5 separate regions of the Homo sapiens genome follow, and regions 1, 2, 4 and 5 are each linked to region 3. Evidence: chromatin contacts called from ENCODE Hi-C or POLR2A ChIA-PET data. All regions are on one chromosome and are shown on one strand. Each heading gives the region's core, a stretch centred on a gene start or an enhancer-like site at or near the end of the contact. The rest is flanking DNA. Distances are from core to core; before and after follow the strand shown.

Region 1 (2,826 bases), core at 235-2,734, 780 kb after region 3:
GTGATGGGTGGCCCCGCTTTCTGATTACATAAAATGGTCCATCTAGTCCATGGTTTTCATATTCCTTTGTAATTCTACTTACTGCTTTAAAATTCATTCAAATAAAAAGATCTAAGTTACTTGCAGTGAGTGAGTGCCCAAATGCAACAGCAAGGAGAGCTGAGAACATAACTAACCAATACTTTCGTGTTCAAAGAATAAATACTCTGAAACAGTGGGACAGAAGCTTGCTCCTTAGGGACTTTCTCAAAGTACCCTTGGTGGACATAAGGTTATCCTCACTCAACGGAAGGACATATCTGCTGTCGGGGGAGGACACAGAATGACGATTTCATTTACCTAGGATATTTTCCTTCTGTAAATGTCTGGAACAAGTTGTCACTGGACACCGTGATGTACAGTGTAGCCCTCCTATTAGAATAAATAAATTATGTGGTTGGACTGGAATGCTACAGGCACACTATGACTGGAAGTGGAAGGAGAGAGAATGTTTATTTAAAATACAGCACACATAAATAATAAATAAAAGTTTAAAACTTAATCAGCAACAGCAACAGGACCAGCCTCCCCTGTTCCATTTATGGTTCTTTTCAGGAACACCTGTATCTTTTCCTAAGGATAAAAAGTGGCACAAGGAGACAAAAGGCTTTGGAAGGAAAGAAAATACTTTGTTGTGACTTTGTGCTTTTCTGAAACAAGAAGGCAAAACATGTGGGCATTGAATGGCTGCAATAAAAGACTGCACAGTGTCCACACATTGGCAAGCCTCAGGTTTCAGAGGAAGCACTGGAGCCAGCAGAATGCCAAAGCCTTGTTTCTCCCTTGAACCAGTTTGGTGTTACGCCTGGTTGTGCTTCTCCCGCTTTACTTTTACTGTTGATAAATTTCTTAATAAGCTTTTTCCCTATCCCTTTTCCCTTTAATCCTATCGTTAAAGGTGTCTTGGGTCTGGTCTTAAATCAATTTGGTTATGACACTAGGTCCCAGAAAAAAAGCTGCTATCTCATTAGCAGCTTGGTGTGTTGGAAATTCATGTTTGAACCACACAGTGAACCTACACTACCAGTACCATTACTTCCCTGCATATAAAAAACAAAAAATGGGGGCCAGGCATGGTGGCTCATGCCTGTAATCCCAGCAATTTGGGAGGCCAAGGCAGGTGGATAGCTTGAGATCAGGAGTTCGAGACCAGCCTGGCCAACATGGTGAAACCCTGTCTCTACTAAAATTAGCCAGGCATGGTGGCGGGCGCCTGTAGTCCCAGCTATGTGGGAGGCTAAGGCAGGAGAATTGCTTGAACCTGGGAGGTGAAGTTTGCAGTGAGCCGAGATTGCACCACTGCACCCCAGTCTGGGTGACAGAGTGGGACTCCATGTCAAAAAAAAAAAAAAAAGGGAAAAAGAAAACAAATCACACAGAACATGAAGGGGCTGCTGAACAATGCAGCAGGAATGTAAATACATTCTCTTTCGGGTCAGACGTTTGGCCAGACGGCTGATTACAAAACATAGGATGACTTCAAGCTGAAGGTATGAAAACAAAAGGTTACACCTCAAAACAGAAATGACTGTTCATTGAGGCAGAGTAGTGAAGGTCTTGAAGAAGCTGGGACACCCATAAAAGAAAGAAAAGCCCTCTGCTCAGGAAATCCATGTCAGCTACACGTGGCTGAGCACGGAGGCTCTTTATGCTCCCTATACGATGAGCGAGGCGAGGTGTCCAACCGCACCCAGATGTGTTACTGGGCAGCCTGGCCCAGGCCTTTTTAAAGATGTTTGATAAAGCTCATGTAGCAACTACCAGAGCTTCACTACACGGATATCCGTGGTATTCATTGAGTAAAACCAGCAGATTTCACATAAGCAGATGTTTTTATTTGTTCCTAAAGTCTTAGAAAGTAATGTTATATTAACATGTAATATGAATTCCCTGTTACTCTTTGGATGGTTTGCATTTGACCAGTGTCTTTTCATTTTTAGTAAAAGCAAAATTTTTTCTAGACATAATCCTGCTATTGATGTTGAATACTATTTCATCTTACCCTGCATACCACACAATACCACTGATACATTGTATATACCACTGATAACATTCTTGGCCACTGGGAAAATTATTTTTTTACATTGTTATTGGTCTCCTGTGTTGTAGGTAGGACTATGCAGGAATGGATCTTTTCTTTGAGACAGAGTCTTGCTCTGTCACCCAGGCTGGAGTGCAGTGGCGCAATCTCAGCTCACTGCAGGCTCTACTCTCGGGTTCAAGCGATTCTTCTGCCTCAGCCTCCTGAGTAGCTGGGGCTACAGGCATACGCCATCATGTCCGGGTAATTTCTATAGTTTTAGTAGAGACTGGGTTTCGCTGTGTTGGCCAGTCTGGTCTCAAACTCTTGACTTCAAGTGATCCATCTGCCTGGGCCTCCCAAAGTGCTGGGATTATAGGCGTGAGCCACCGCGTCTGGCCAGGAATGGTTCTTGAACCATTTCTTCCCATCTTAGAAAATACTGACTTCTCACTTGCCTTATTGAAATGGTTTGGAGAGGTATAGCATCTAACAATACTGCACTTCCATAGAGCGGACTTGGGATAACAGTTAACTCCTAAGACATCAGCTGAAGATGACAAAGGTAAAAATATCTGCCGTTAAGATAAAGTTGAAAACTCTGTACTTACTGTACTTTATTCAAAATGTTAGCCTTCTCTTAGCAGATTCTTCAATAAGCTTGCTTTTAGGTTTCAACTGCCTTGAGCAGTTGAAATTAGGAGAGGTATGTGAATGTATCTGTAAGTAAGTGGACACAGGAGGATGCTTTTAGTTGTTTTTTTAAT
Region 2 (2,710 bases), core at 13-2,512, 590 kb before region 3:
ACCGCGAGGGTCTGCAGCTTCAGTCTTGCGTTAGTGAGACCAAGAACCCATCAATTCTGGACACACTATCAACTTTGTTTCTCCAAGGGTGCTTCTTAAACTGGATGATGCACACCCTAGGAGTGTGTGTGTAGGATGGGGTTTGAAGCAGTAGGGTAAAAAACCTAGCATACATTCTATTCCAGAGGTGTCAATTTACCAGACAACAGTTATTTTAAAACTTTTTTATGCAAAAACATGTTATAGGGTGGAATGCAACATTTTTATGGGCCTGTGGGCCATTTGTATACATCTTTGGAGAAATGGCTATTTAAGTACTCTGCCCATTAATTCTAAACTTAAAACTAAGACTTCAAAGTCCCTCTAAGGATTTTGCTGGGCCACATCCCAAGACCCTGAAGGGTATTACTTACTCGCCCTCTCCAAACTGCCGAAGTCGGAAGCAGGTGACAAAAAAGCTGACCCTGGAATCACCTTTTGTAAATTTCCCACCTCCAAGCTTTTCGATAGTTTGTAACACTGGCTCCTCTCCCCAAAAGCCTTTCCTTCAAGTCCCAGCAACTCTCCCTGACCCTGCTGGGAAGGCGCACCAATTACCTGTCATTCCAGGAAAGCTCATAGCATAAGATGATCCCATTGGTCATCTCCCAGAACCAGACTTTCTGAAAAGTCCTCAAGGACCAGCTAGTCCAATCCCTCACTGAATAAAGGAGAAGCAAAGTCTAGGGAGGTGAGGTGATTCGTTGTCCTCCTAATTAGCAGGTGAGCTCCTGGCAGGGCTGGGGTTTCATCTTCTGGGCTCTCTGCAAGGTCGTGCCCGGCACGGGCCAGGAACAATTTCATAAACTCGTCATCTAGACGGCCTTTGACTGACACCATCTCTCCGTGTGGAGGAGCCGCTGGGGTGCACGGGGCAGGTGTCGTCCGTTTCAAAGGTAAAATAACCCAGCTGCAGACCTCCAGAGGCCGACTAGAGCCGGGGTCAGAAAACAGGTTTTCCCTCTCGGGGACAGCGCCCAGGGGACCGGCATTAGAACATCGGCTGATGTTTCATCTGGTCAGGGAACCATCCAGCGCTTAGTACACCTGGCGCTAATCGGCGGGGATTAATCTCACACCCCGCAGCTGGCGGAAAGCAGCGGGAGGAGGCACCTAGCCCTGGGGTTGAGATCCCAGTTCCCGCGTGCGCAAACCACGCCCCTGTAGATTCTCGCTGCTGCGTGTTCGCGCGCGTCCCGGAGTGCGCATGCGCAGCGGCGGGGGTTGTTCCGGCTGCCTTTCACTGAGGGGACCCGCCAGTTTCTAACTCAGTGGCGTTTGCCCTGATTCCCGGGGCCTGGCTTTCAGCGTAGCAATTCTGCCGGCGAAGAAGGTGAGCGCAGTGCTGTGTGGCAGCAGAGCTCCTTAGGACGAGGAGCAGCGGGACGAGGAAGGGCAGACTGGTGAAATCGCAAACTGGGCGTCTGTTCCGGCGCCGGACCCCTATTTGCAAAGGTGGGTGGCCCGTCCGGAGCGGGAAAACATTCCGGAAGTGGAGGGCCGGGCCAGCGTGATTGACAAGCGGGAACCCCTGTGTGGGGACGGGTAGGCCTAGGAAGGTTGTGCCTGCGGTGGAACTGGGCGGTGCGCAGAAGTGGGCATTAACAGCAGCCGCGTGTCTGGGTCTTAGATTTGGCCCAGCTGTGTTGAGCTTTTCATGGATTATCTTACGTAGATAAGACACTGCAACAGTGAGTGAGCGCTTGTAACCCACCTGTCTCTTACGGAAACTGAGCCCCAGCGATGCTAACTTTAGCAAGGATACAGCTGGGATCCTAAACTTGGCAATCAGAGCCCAGAGCCGATAAAGTTAGCTGCATGAGTCTAGCTTCCCCCAGGGCGGGAATCGAGGCGGAGCAGGGTACAGTACGGAGGCCAGGAATGAGTGCACTTGACCAGATTGTTGACGGAAGTGTCATAAAAATGGACTTAAATGCTGATAAGCAGCTGTTTGGGTTCCACACAGGGTGCGAGCTCAGGATGCACGTTGGAGGGGACACAGGGCCAGAGCAAGGTGGGAATGCGGGTATTATGGGCCAGGCCATCCTCCAGCTGGTGGAGCACCGCAGTACTGCAGTGTGTGGCCCTGGCTTAACAGCAGTGCGGAAAAGCTTTTTTCTTGGGGCTGTGGTGCTTTCCAGGTGTGTGAAGTTAAAACATTTTAGGGCCATACGGTAGATAGTACCTGCCACATAGTTGTCTTGGTCAGCCCCGGCTGCCATGACAAAATACCATAAACTGGGTGGCTTAGACACAGAAATGTGTTTTCTCACAGTCCCAGAGGCTTGGGATGTCCAAGATCAATGTGGGGAGGACACAACTGAGCCCACAACAATAGTCTGTACTCAGTAATGAGTGATAATTGGGGACTGAAGAAAATGAACACGTTAAGAACTAATATGTTCCTGAAGTGCTTTCACAACTCTAACCTCGTTTTATGAGCGTGAGCTTTGCTGTCCTGGTGTGTGCCTTGGCACTGGGAGGTGATGGTTGTCCTCCACACAGCCAACCTGAAGAGGGCTGAACAAGTCACTGCAAATGTTTTTAATAGGGCTTAGTGAATCCGTTATACTCAGATTTATCTAAACCTCTATGATTTAGCCTGTGCTGCTTCTGGAATAATGAGATCCATAATTACCACTGATGGGGAAGTGAAATAATACTTACGTTT
Region 3 (2,757 bases), core at 20-2,519:
TACACCATTCAACTAAGAAAGAAATGATAAGGCTGCATCTGGGGCTGTTGACTGGAAGCACAAAGTTTCCTTTCCTTGTAGTAGTTCCTAAAGATTCCAGTTTACATGGAAAGACAGAAAGCTGTCACACCCATGGCAGGAGCGCAGAACCCAAGCGACAAATTCTAATTTTGAACAGGCAGGTGCCAGTGCATTTCTCAAACTGCAAACTAAAATGCAGAAACACGATTTTCCTGTTTCTTAGTTTTGGACCGTTTTCCCCCCTCTAGCACGCCAGAGCAGGTTTTAATTGTTGTCAGGTCAGATGGTGAGTTAACTTTGAGTGTTGAGTTGAGGGGCCAGTGGGATGTGGGTCCAGTTGAAAGGTGGATATATGTAGATCCAGACTCGAGTGATATAGGCTGCAAATAAATTGCTAGTGAATTTATGAATTATTAGAAAAGAAAGGACATTCATTATGATTTAATCGCAGTTGAATGTAGGCAGCACAGAGGGCTTATACTGTGTCTTTTTTTTTTTTTTTTTTTAAATATACGGTGTCTATTTTGCTCACCACTCTATGCCCGGTGCCTGGAAGTGCGACTGGCACATAGTAGGTGTTGCATAGTTTCAGAATGAACTTTTTAGGAATCAAAATTCTACAAACATTGCACACAGATTTAACGTTCCCTTATTTTCCAGGTGAGGTCAGGGCGCCCTTTGGTTTCGCGCTTCTGTCCCTTTAAGAAAGTGGAGGAGAAAGAAAGCGCTGCTGGGAAAAAGGGCGGGGCCGCGAGGGGCCGCCGTCCGTCCCGCCCCCTGCCGGGCCGCGGCGCTCTGCTAGAGCGTGGCTCAGTTTTGGTAGCGGGACCCCGGAAATGTAAAGCATGAGCGGGAACAGTCGCCAGGGCGAGTGACAGGCGAGCCCTATGCTTTACTTCCGAGGGCGGTGTCAGCAAAGCTAGGTAAGGAGACAGGGAGGACGGTGCCTGCCCCTTTAAGATCGACTCCACCCCGCCTCTGGAGGAAAATGACGCCGCCGTCTACCCGTTGTGGAACGTAACTCTTTTCATCCCATCAGCTCTCCTTCTCATTAAGAGAAATACCAAGTGGTCACCACAGTCACATACTTCATAACCCATGCCTCATCGGTGCTGGGACGGGAGAGGGAAGCGCCGATCTAAATGACATGGGGTCCAAATCCCAAATAATCTCTATTTGCTCTGCGTTACCTTTAAACTTAGGCTGCGTTGTGTGATTCAAGTGACAGCCTAGTACTGCTTAACAATTAGTCTAGTGGGATACCAGGCCCTGAGAGACCCCTACGATCCCAGGACACTGATGTGGGGTAACTAACACCCACTGGAAGTCTACGCTGAGTTCACAGGCTATGTATGACCTGACATGCATTTTGACCTGCCCTGTGTTTTGATATTTGAATGAGTTGCTGATGTTTACAAGCCGAAGCTGGCCGGGCGTGGTGGCTCGCGCCTGTAATCCCAGCACTTTGGGAGGTCGAGGCAGGAGGATCGCTTCAGGTCAGGAGTTCCAGACCAGTCTGGCCAACATGGCGAAACCTCGTCTCTACTAAAAAAAAAAAAAAAAAAAAAAATACAAAAATTAGCCGGGCGTGGTGGCACGCCCCTGTAATCCCAGGACTCGGGAGGCTGAGGTAGGAGAATCGCTTGAACCTGGGAGTCGGAGGTTGCAGTGAGCCGAGATCACGCCACTGCACTCCAGCCTGGGCAACAGAGACTCTGTCTCAAAAAAAAAAAAAAAAAAAAAAAAAAAGGTGGAAGCTAATGTGTCAATATCTAGATTTTTTTGATGATTTTGAGAAATCGGAGGATCTGGCAGCATGTCCTGCCTAGCCTTTTTGAACTGTTTGAAAACAGTCTCCAGCTTGCCACAGCCCCTCTGTTATTTTACAGCCAGCCTGCATCACTCATTTATGATGTCCAGCCCCTTGTGGGGATTTGGATTTTTGACCCCTAAATACTTTAGTGGATTTAAGACCATTTAAAACATTTATGCAGAAGAGATCCGAGGTCCCCAAACAACTGGGTGTATAAGTTGTGTTTAAGTTGTTCCTCATTCTCATTTATTCTAATCCGGGTGTTTTTCTATATATATATATTTTTAAACAAATCTTAGTGATCAATTGCACAGGTGTTTTTCTGTTGGAGCAAATCTTTTCAGTTTAGGCTTGGTAAAATCGAACCATCAGATACTTTTACAGAAAGAGATTTAGGAGTTGATGTTCTTTTATTACAATTAAATGCATACAGTATTTTTAAAGGAAAAAACCTGAATCTTGATTGCATTGTTTTATGATACAACAATCTTTAATGAAATAGAGTAGTCAATATAATTTGTATTAATATATCTCTGCCCACAGACAATTATAAATTCATTAACCCCCAGAACTCTTGGCTAGACTTCATAAAGGCAAAAACTGTGTTTGCCCTGTTAACTGCTTTATCCCACCACTAGAATATAAGCTTCCTGAAGACAGAAGACTTCTGTTATTTTGTTCACAGTTACCAAGCATGCCTACTTTGTTAAATTTATGAAAGAACTTTAAAGGTACAGTTGGCCCACAATATAACAATATAGCAATATAAAATTACAACAATAAAAATAACACAAAAATAGTGTAACAACTACTTATATAGCATTTACGTTGTATTAAGTATTATGAGTCATCCAGAGATGATTTAAAGTAAAGTATACCACAGCATATGCCTAGTTTATATACAAATATGATGCCATTTTATA
Region 4 (2,700 bases), core at 34-2,533, 790 kb after region 3:
AGCAGTGATTGTGCCACTGCACTCCAGCCTGGGCAACAGAGTGAGATTCTGTCTCAAAAAATGAGAATGCACTAGATACACAATTTTATTGAACTTTCTATTATAGAAAATTTCAAACTTATGCAAAGTAAAGACTAGTATGACCCCCATTTACCCATCATCCAGCTTTGATAATTATTAACACATCCAAATAGTTTTATGTAATAAAGATTTATAAAACGTGTGTGTGTATATATATCTATATTATATATATATTTTATATATATATTATATATATATATATATATAATATAGATATATATATATTTTTTTTTTTTTAAATGTAGAGCCTCACTCTGTTGCCCAGGCTGGAGCAGAGTGGCACAGTCTTGGCTCACTGCAGACTCCACCTCCTGGGTTTAAGCAATTCTTGTGTCTCAGCCTCCCGAGTAGCTGGGATCACAGGTATGCGCCATCATGCCTGACTAATTTTTGTATTTTTAGTAGAGATGGGGTTTTGCCATGTTGGCCAGACTGGTGTCGAACTCCTGGCCTCAAGTGATCCACCTGCCTCGGCATCCCAAAGTGCTGGGATTACAGGTGTGAGCCACTGCACCCAGCCTAGGATCTCTTAATTTATCATTAGTCCTGGATAAGAACTCCAGTTTGGCTGATAAATTTTGTGTGCTCATCCTACAGAGAAGCAAAATGGTGTTCAGACAGATAATTAACTTGCCCAACTTGCTTAGAAGAAGCCTAACTTGGGCTCATTGTTTCAGGCTTTCAAAAACTTTTTTCTATAATTATTATCATACTTTATTTTTTAGATTTTCATTTATCTCATTCTTTAGATTGAGGAGGGAAGGCTCACACCTGTTGTATTTACTAATCCACACCCAGTACCTAACTGAACAACTGATGTATAGAGTTCATTAAATATTTGTTGAATGAATGGATCAAAACTATCTTTATATTAGGAGTCTGATTTGCATCTAAAAATATTTTAGGTGGTGTTATTTATTTCCTTCTCATCAAGAATAATTCCACGGTTTTCTTTGTAAGTGGACTCTTGCCACCAGGGAAAGATTGTGGACTCGATTTCTGTGAGTGTTTAGCTGTTAATAAAAAGCCCCAACTGAAGATAAAATGTGAAATGATTAAAAAAAAAAAGGTTTATTTCCTAACCTGGTAGCCAGTTATTAAATTCCTGATAGCATTGAGGAGAAATAGGCACACTGATAACGAGACATGAGAGACAAGTTCTCTGTGTTCCAGGAGCAGAGCAATGTTCTTTTCTCTAACATTCACACTGGATGAGTAATATGGGAGTGACTTGAAGGAATGAGCATTTGTACCGCATGCAAGGGTTTTTACTCTTTCTAGTACCTTCATTAAGGGATTAGCCTTTCGTTCTTTGAAATGCAAAATCTCAGTTGCCCAAAAAGCAGAGTGGAAATGAGCAGCATCCTCTCTTCCTTAAGAGAAGTGGTCTTTCTTCTGTCACTTAAGACATTTTCCTATAGTTGAGGATTTTATAGCAAAGAGAATTTTTTAAACCAAGTTACTGGTTAAAAACTTTTTGTTGTTGTTGTTGGTCTTAATTTCATAGGCACATAGGTTAGGGCCAATCACTAGTCTTTTCTAAGCTTTTATTTTTTAAAAATCGCTAATGCTTTAAAATACTGTCAATGTGATAGGTCCCAGCTGCTGATTCCTTCATACTAAATGATTGTTTTAAGTAAGTTTTGATTCCTGTTTGTCTTTGATTGTAGTAGTTTTGTTTTACTTTTAAAAATTAAATTCAATAGGATCATAAAGCATGCTTTTGACCAAATATTTTGCTGGTATCTTAAATTGACCGCAGTACAATTTAGAGTCTCAGAACATTTTCTTTTAAGTTGCCTTTTTTCATCCTCAGTGTTCTTGTTCTGACAGTGTATCCTGTGATTTTTAAATTTTTCTTCCTTTCTGGGTGAAGTGACAGAATTTTAAAGTGTTTTTTGAAACATCTGGTGATCTAAATACAGTTTGGGGGAGCTTTGACCTACTTAGAATGGTTCTTTGTGCCAGAGAGCATGTTTATTCCCAAGGTAACTCTGCTATGGAATTGCCCATGTGAATGCATTGAGACTTGCAACTTGCCAGATCTTTTATTATACAAACACAATGAAGCAGCAGGCAGCCAAGAAGAAACGAGGAAGATTGCATTGTTCTTGTACTTCCTTGAATTAAGAAGTTTATTCATCTCAGTATTTTCTACAAATTTCTTTGACAATAACATTGTGAATGAGGATTTAGCAGCAACAGTTGATTGCATGTGTGTTCATTGTCAGTATGTTTGCTCTATTGAAACACCTTTATGCATTTTGTTCAGTAGATTATACTTATACATAAAATTTTTTATTTATATTTAGAGCCTTTTTAGACATATGGCTGTATCATGAAGTATAGTAGTATATTCCTTTTAGATAGTTTATTTTAAAATACCAGGATAATTGTATTTAAACATATAGTATAGATTTTGGAATATTATATTCCATTTCTGTGATAGCAGAATATCTATGCCATTTCTTTTATCTCCTCAAGGTTGGATCATTTGCAGTAGACTTTCCCTAATCAGTTCAGTATTTTAACGTACAAAGGTATTTACCCAAAAACTAGAAAATAGAGTCCCTTAAGATAATAAGCAGGACATGTTCTGTGCAGCTTTTATGAAGACTC
Region 5 (2,763 bases), core at 216-2,715, 950 kb after region 3:
GCTTTCCGTCCTCTGTGGTTTGAGATGAGAAGCCAGCCATTGATTGTATTGATACTCCCATGCGTGTGATGAGTCACTTTTCTCTTGCTGCTTTCAAGATGTTCTCTGTTTTTTGGCTTTCAGCAGTTTAAATATGATGTGTCTGGGTGTGGACCTTTTTGTATTTGTCCTGGTTAGGGTTGGTTGAGCTTTTTGCATTTGTAGATTGATTTTTTTTTAATCATTTTCAGAAGTTTTCAGCCATTATTTCTTCAAATATTTTCTGTCCTTTTCACTTTCTCTTTTTTAAAATCTTTTTACTCCCATTACACAAATTTTGGTGGGTTCCTTTTGTTTGTTTTGGAAATGGTGTCTTGCTGTGTTGCCTAGGCTGGCCTTGAACTCCTGGGTTCAAATGATACTCCCAATCTTTGTTCTATTATTCAGATTGTATAATTTCTACTAGTCTTTCTTCAAGTTCCCTGATTCTTCTGTCATCTCAAATCTGCTGTTGAACCTATAGTGAATTTTTCTTTTCAATTACTGTATTTTTCACATCTACAACCACAACTTCTGGCTAGTAGAGTTATTGGCTCTCACCTCTCACTCACCTCAGGGATCTTCACTTCTACTGATGTTGTTGGGTGTGTATGTTGCCCACCACTCCAAATGAATGAGCCCTTTTCAGCCTCAGCAGAGGAGCTGCCAGTCCTCACAGTCCGTGCCACCCTGATGGCCCCTTCATAGTGACTGAGCTGGGAGAGGAACAGGAGCAGCCACAGGCTAGAATGCCACAGATTCTCACCGTTCTTACCCAAAGTTCAACAATTTTTAAAGTGTAAACAGATTTCAGGTTGTTGCATGCCTTTTAATCAATTTCTAAAATGCAAATATTGTTTTGTCAATTTTATCTAGCTTTATAGCTGCTTTTTTTTTTTTTTTTTTTGGAGTTAGAGTCTTGCTCTGTCACCCAGGCTGGAGTGCAGTGGTATGATCTCGGCTCACTGTAACCTCTGCCTCCTGGGTTCAAGCGATTCTTGTGCCTCAGCTTCCTGAGTAACTGGGATTACAGGTACATGCCACTACACCTGGTTAATTTTTGTACTTTTAGTAGAGACGGGGTTTCGCCATGTTGGCCAGGCTGGTCTCAAACTCCTGGCCTCAAATGATTCCCCCGTCTCGGCTTTCCAAAGTGCTAAAATTACAGGCAGGAGCCACTGCACCCGGCCTATCAGCTGCTTTTAACAGGGAGGATTTGCCAGTCTCTTCATTCAGCTGTAGCCAGAAGGTCTGCCTCATCCCCTTCACTCCTTTTTTTTTTTAACATTCTTTTATTTTGTAATTAAACACTCCCCTACCTTACTGAATATTGGGCTCCTGCTTTGATTTTTACTAGCTTCTTTTGCTAACTCTGAAATGTAGGCAGAGCACAAAGTTTGCCTTCTACATTCTTCTTTCTTTTCATACTTTTCAGTGATATCCTATTCCCACATGCCTTTAACTTGCCAGACAGGTTCCTCTAGGGTTGCTGTTTCTAGTCTAGTTCTCTACTCCCAAACTCTAGGTACAAACAGCTGAGCATGTGAATATCTTGTCATCCAAACAAAGTCAATATTTTCTTTTCCTATTTTTAGCTCCCAAGCATTTTTCCATCTGACTTTTTAGGCCTTACATAGAGTAGATAATTATTCTGATATGTATTGGATTTATTAGGTGACACCATTATCCTGTCATTTACCAGAGCTTGACAACTTAGCTTTATCTTTGATTTGTTACATGTCTTCATTCTCTGTATGTGTTCATTTGCCTGTGAAATAATGTATTCAAATTGCTTAGCGTAGTGCTTGTTGCATAGTAAGTGCTCACTAAATGATAGTGGCGATGGTGGTGATAGTGGTAGTTATTGTCTAGTCACACTCTGAATTCTATCTGTACAATGTCTGTCTTCTCTATATTATGATGAAATGACATGGGTTGTGAAAAGAGTGGTAGATTGGGAATCAACTAACCTAGTTTAGAATCCTAAGTCTGCTGCTTATAGTCACTTGACCTTAGGAAACGCTCCTAAATTATCTGAGCCACAGTTTCTTCATGTAAAATATTTGGGATCAGTAATACTTTCCTTGATGTACGTAATAGATTTTGGGAAAACCCAATGAGATATTTAAATTTATATAATTAATATCTTAAACTTTATTAAGGAAAGCTATTCTCTCAGCTTCTATGCCAATTTCAGGCCCTTATTATTTTCTTCCTGGTCTATAATAACAACTTCCAAACTAGTTTCCCCCGTCCCCCTAAAGCCACACTGCAGTAGATTAATCTAATAGAGCTCAGATCTAATGATACAACTGTCATGCACAAAAATCTACATTAGATGAAAAAAATCTAAACTCACCTTGACATTATTACCCATATTACCATTACTTTACGTCTTCTATTTTCCTCTACTTATTTTTTTTTTTTTGCCAAGAAAACCTCTCTGTCCCTTTCATTTAACATACTTCATGCTTCATTACTGTGGGCCTGTTCTCTCAGGTTTCTCCTCCTGGGCTCGCTCCCTAGTCTGTCTTTTTCTTCAGAGCCTGTACTTATCAGAGGTTGCATTAAATGTTCCCTTCTCTGTGAAGCCTTTAGTCACTTGTTTGCTTCAAATGCAAACACCATGTCTTAATATAGCTTTGATGCTTTGCAGTACCCTGATCATGGTGTGAATTCAGTATATACTTTAATGGGATTTCTGCTTTGTTTAACAGGAACAAGAACATTTCTTATTTTTTCATC

Evidence for each region. Hi-C counts contacts between places; a loop is a spot of excess contacts on that map. ChIA-PET counts read pairs that join two places held with the same protein, here RNA polymerase II (POLR2A). Pooled maps may share reads with other maps.
Region 1: a loop to region 3 is called in a map with no recorded cell type, with 5 times the contacts of the local background. The contact joins the enhancer-like site here to the promoter of ETFBKMT in region 3. A Hi-C loop is called at or near these places in 2 of 168 maps with a recorded cell type or tissue (Caco-2 and mammary epithelial cell), 5 of 37 single-sample maps with no recorded cell type and 3 of 50 pooled maps. POLR2A ChIA-PET finds 5 or more read pairs at or near these places in 4 of 52 experiments (Caco-2, GM12878, T-cell and 1 more).
Region 2: a loop to region 3 is called in a map of CD8-positive, alpha-beta T cell, with 32 times the contacts of the local background. The contact joins the promoter of DDX11 here to the promoter of ETFBKMT in region 3. A Hi-C loop is called at or near these places in 1 of 168 maps with a recorded cell type or tissue (CD8-positive, alpha-beta T cell), 1 of 37 single-sample maps with no recorded cell type and 8 of 50 pooled maps.
Region 4: a map of endothelial cell of umbilical vein shows a loop between it and region 3 (4-fold over the local background). The contact joins the enhancer-like site here to the promoter of ETFBKMT in region 3. A Hi-C loop is called at or near these places in 11 of 168 maps with a recorded cell type or tissue (B cell, Caco-2, GM12878 and 7 more), 21 of 37 single-sample maps with no recorded cell type and 20 of 50 pooled maps. POLR2A ChIA-PET finds 5 or more read pairs at or near these places in 3 of 52 experiments (Caco-2, H1 and endothelial cell of umbilical vein).
Region 5: a pooled map shows a loop between it and region 3 (5-fold over the local background). The contact joins the enhancer-like site here to the promoter of ETFBKMT in region 3. A Hi-C loop is called at or near these places in 10 of 50 pooled maps. POLR2A ChIA-PET finds 5 or more read pairs at or near these places in 2 of 52 experiments (B cell and OCI-LY7).

What each region holds. Positions count from the first base shown.
Region 1 is chr12:32,435,732-32,438,557 of GRCh38, forward strand. All of the region lies in intron 1 of FGD4 (FYVE, RhoGEF and PH domain containing 4), which reads left to right. Among named protein-coding and RNA genes, the nearest start is that of FGD4, 38 kb to the left of the region's middle. RefSeq lists an enhancer at 1,694-2,193. Within about 2 kb of position 1,485, at least 2 of the 41 ENCODE cell types and tissues checked have a DNase peak (open chromatin) inside an H3K27ac peak, as active enhancers do.
Region 2 is chr12:31,072,598-31,075,307 of GRCh38, forward strand. It overlaps DDX11 (DEAD/H-box helicase 11), which reads left to right and starts at 1,263. Exons shown (of 27, transcript NM_030653.4): 1 at 1,263-1,494. DDX11-AS1 (DDX11 antisense RNA 1) reads right to left here and starts at 1,250. Exons shown (of 3, transcript NR_038927.2): 1 at 598-1,250. RefSeq lists enhancers at 914-1,445, 1,318-1,427, 1,958-2,117, 1,978-2,507.
Region 3 is chr12:31,658,419-31,661,175 of GRCh38, forward strand. ETFBKMT (electron transfer flavoprotein subunit beta lysine methyltransferase) reads left to right here and starts at 1,270. Exons shown (of 4, transcript NM_001135863.2): 1 at 1,270-1,371. RefSeq lists a silencer at 628-937 and enhancers at 639-1,140, 1,058-1,217.
Region 4 is chr12:32,452,933-32,455,632 of GRCh38, forward strand. All of the region lies in intron 1 of FGD4 (FYVE, RhoGEF and PH domain containing 4), which reads left to right. Among named protein-coding and RNA genes, the nearest start is that of FGD4, 55 kb to the left of the region's middle. RefSeq lists an enhancer at 177-966. Within about 2 kb of position 1,284, at least 7 of the 41 ENCODE cell types and tissues checked have a DNase peak (open chromatin) inside an H3K27ac peak, as active enhancers do; they include OCI-LY7, PC-9, endothelial cell of umbilical vein and 1 more, where a contact is called at or near this core.
Region 5 is chr12:32,604,031-32,606,793 of GRCh38, forward strand. The region is part of intron 7 of FGD4 (FYVE, RhoGEF and PH domain containing 4); the gene reads left to right. Among named protein-coding and RNA genes, the nearest start is that of DNM1L, 74 kb to the right of the region's middle. Within about 2 kb of position 1,466, at least 4 of the 41 ENCODE cell types and tissues checked have a DNase peak (open chromatin) inside an H3K27ac peak, as active enhancers do.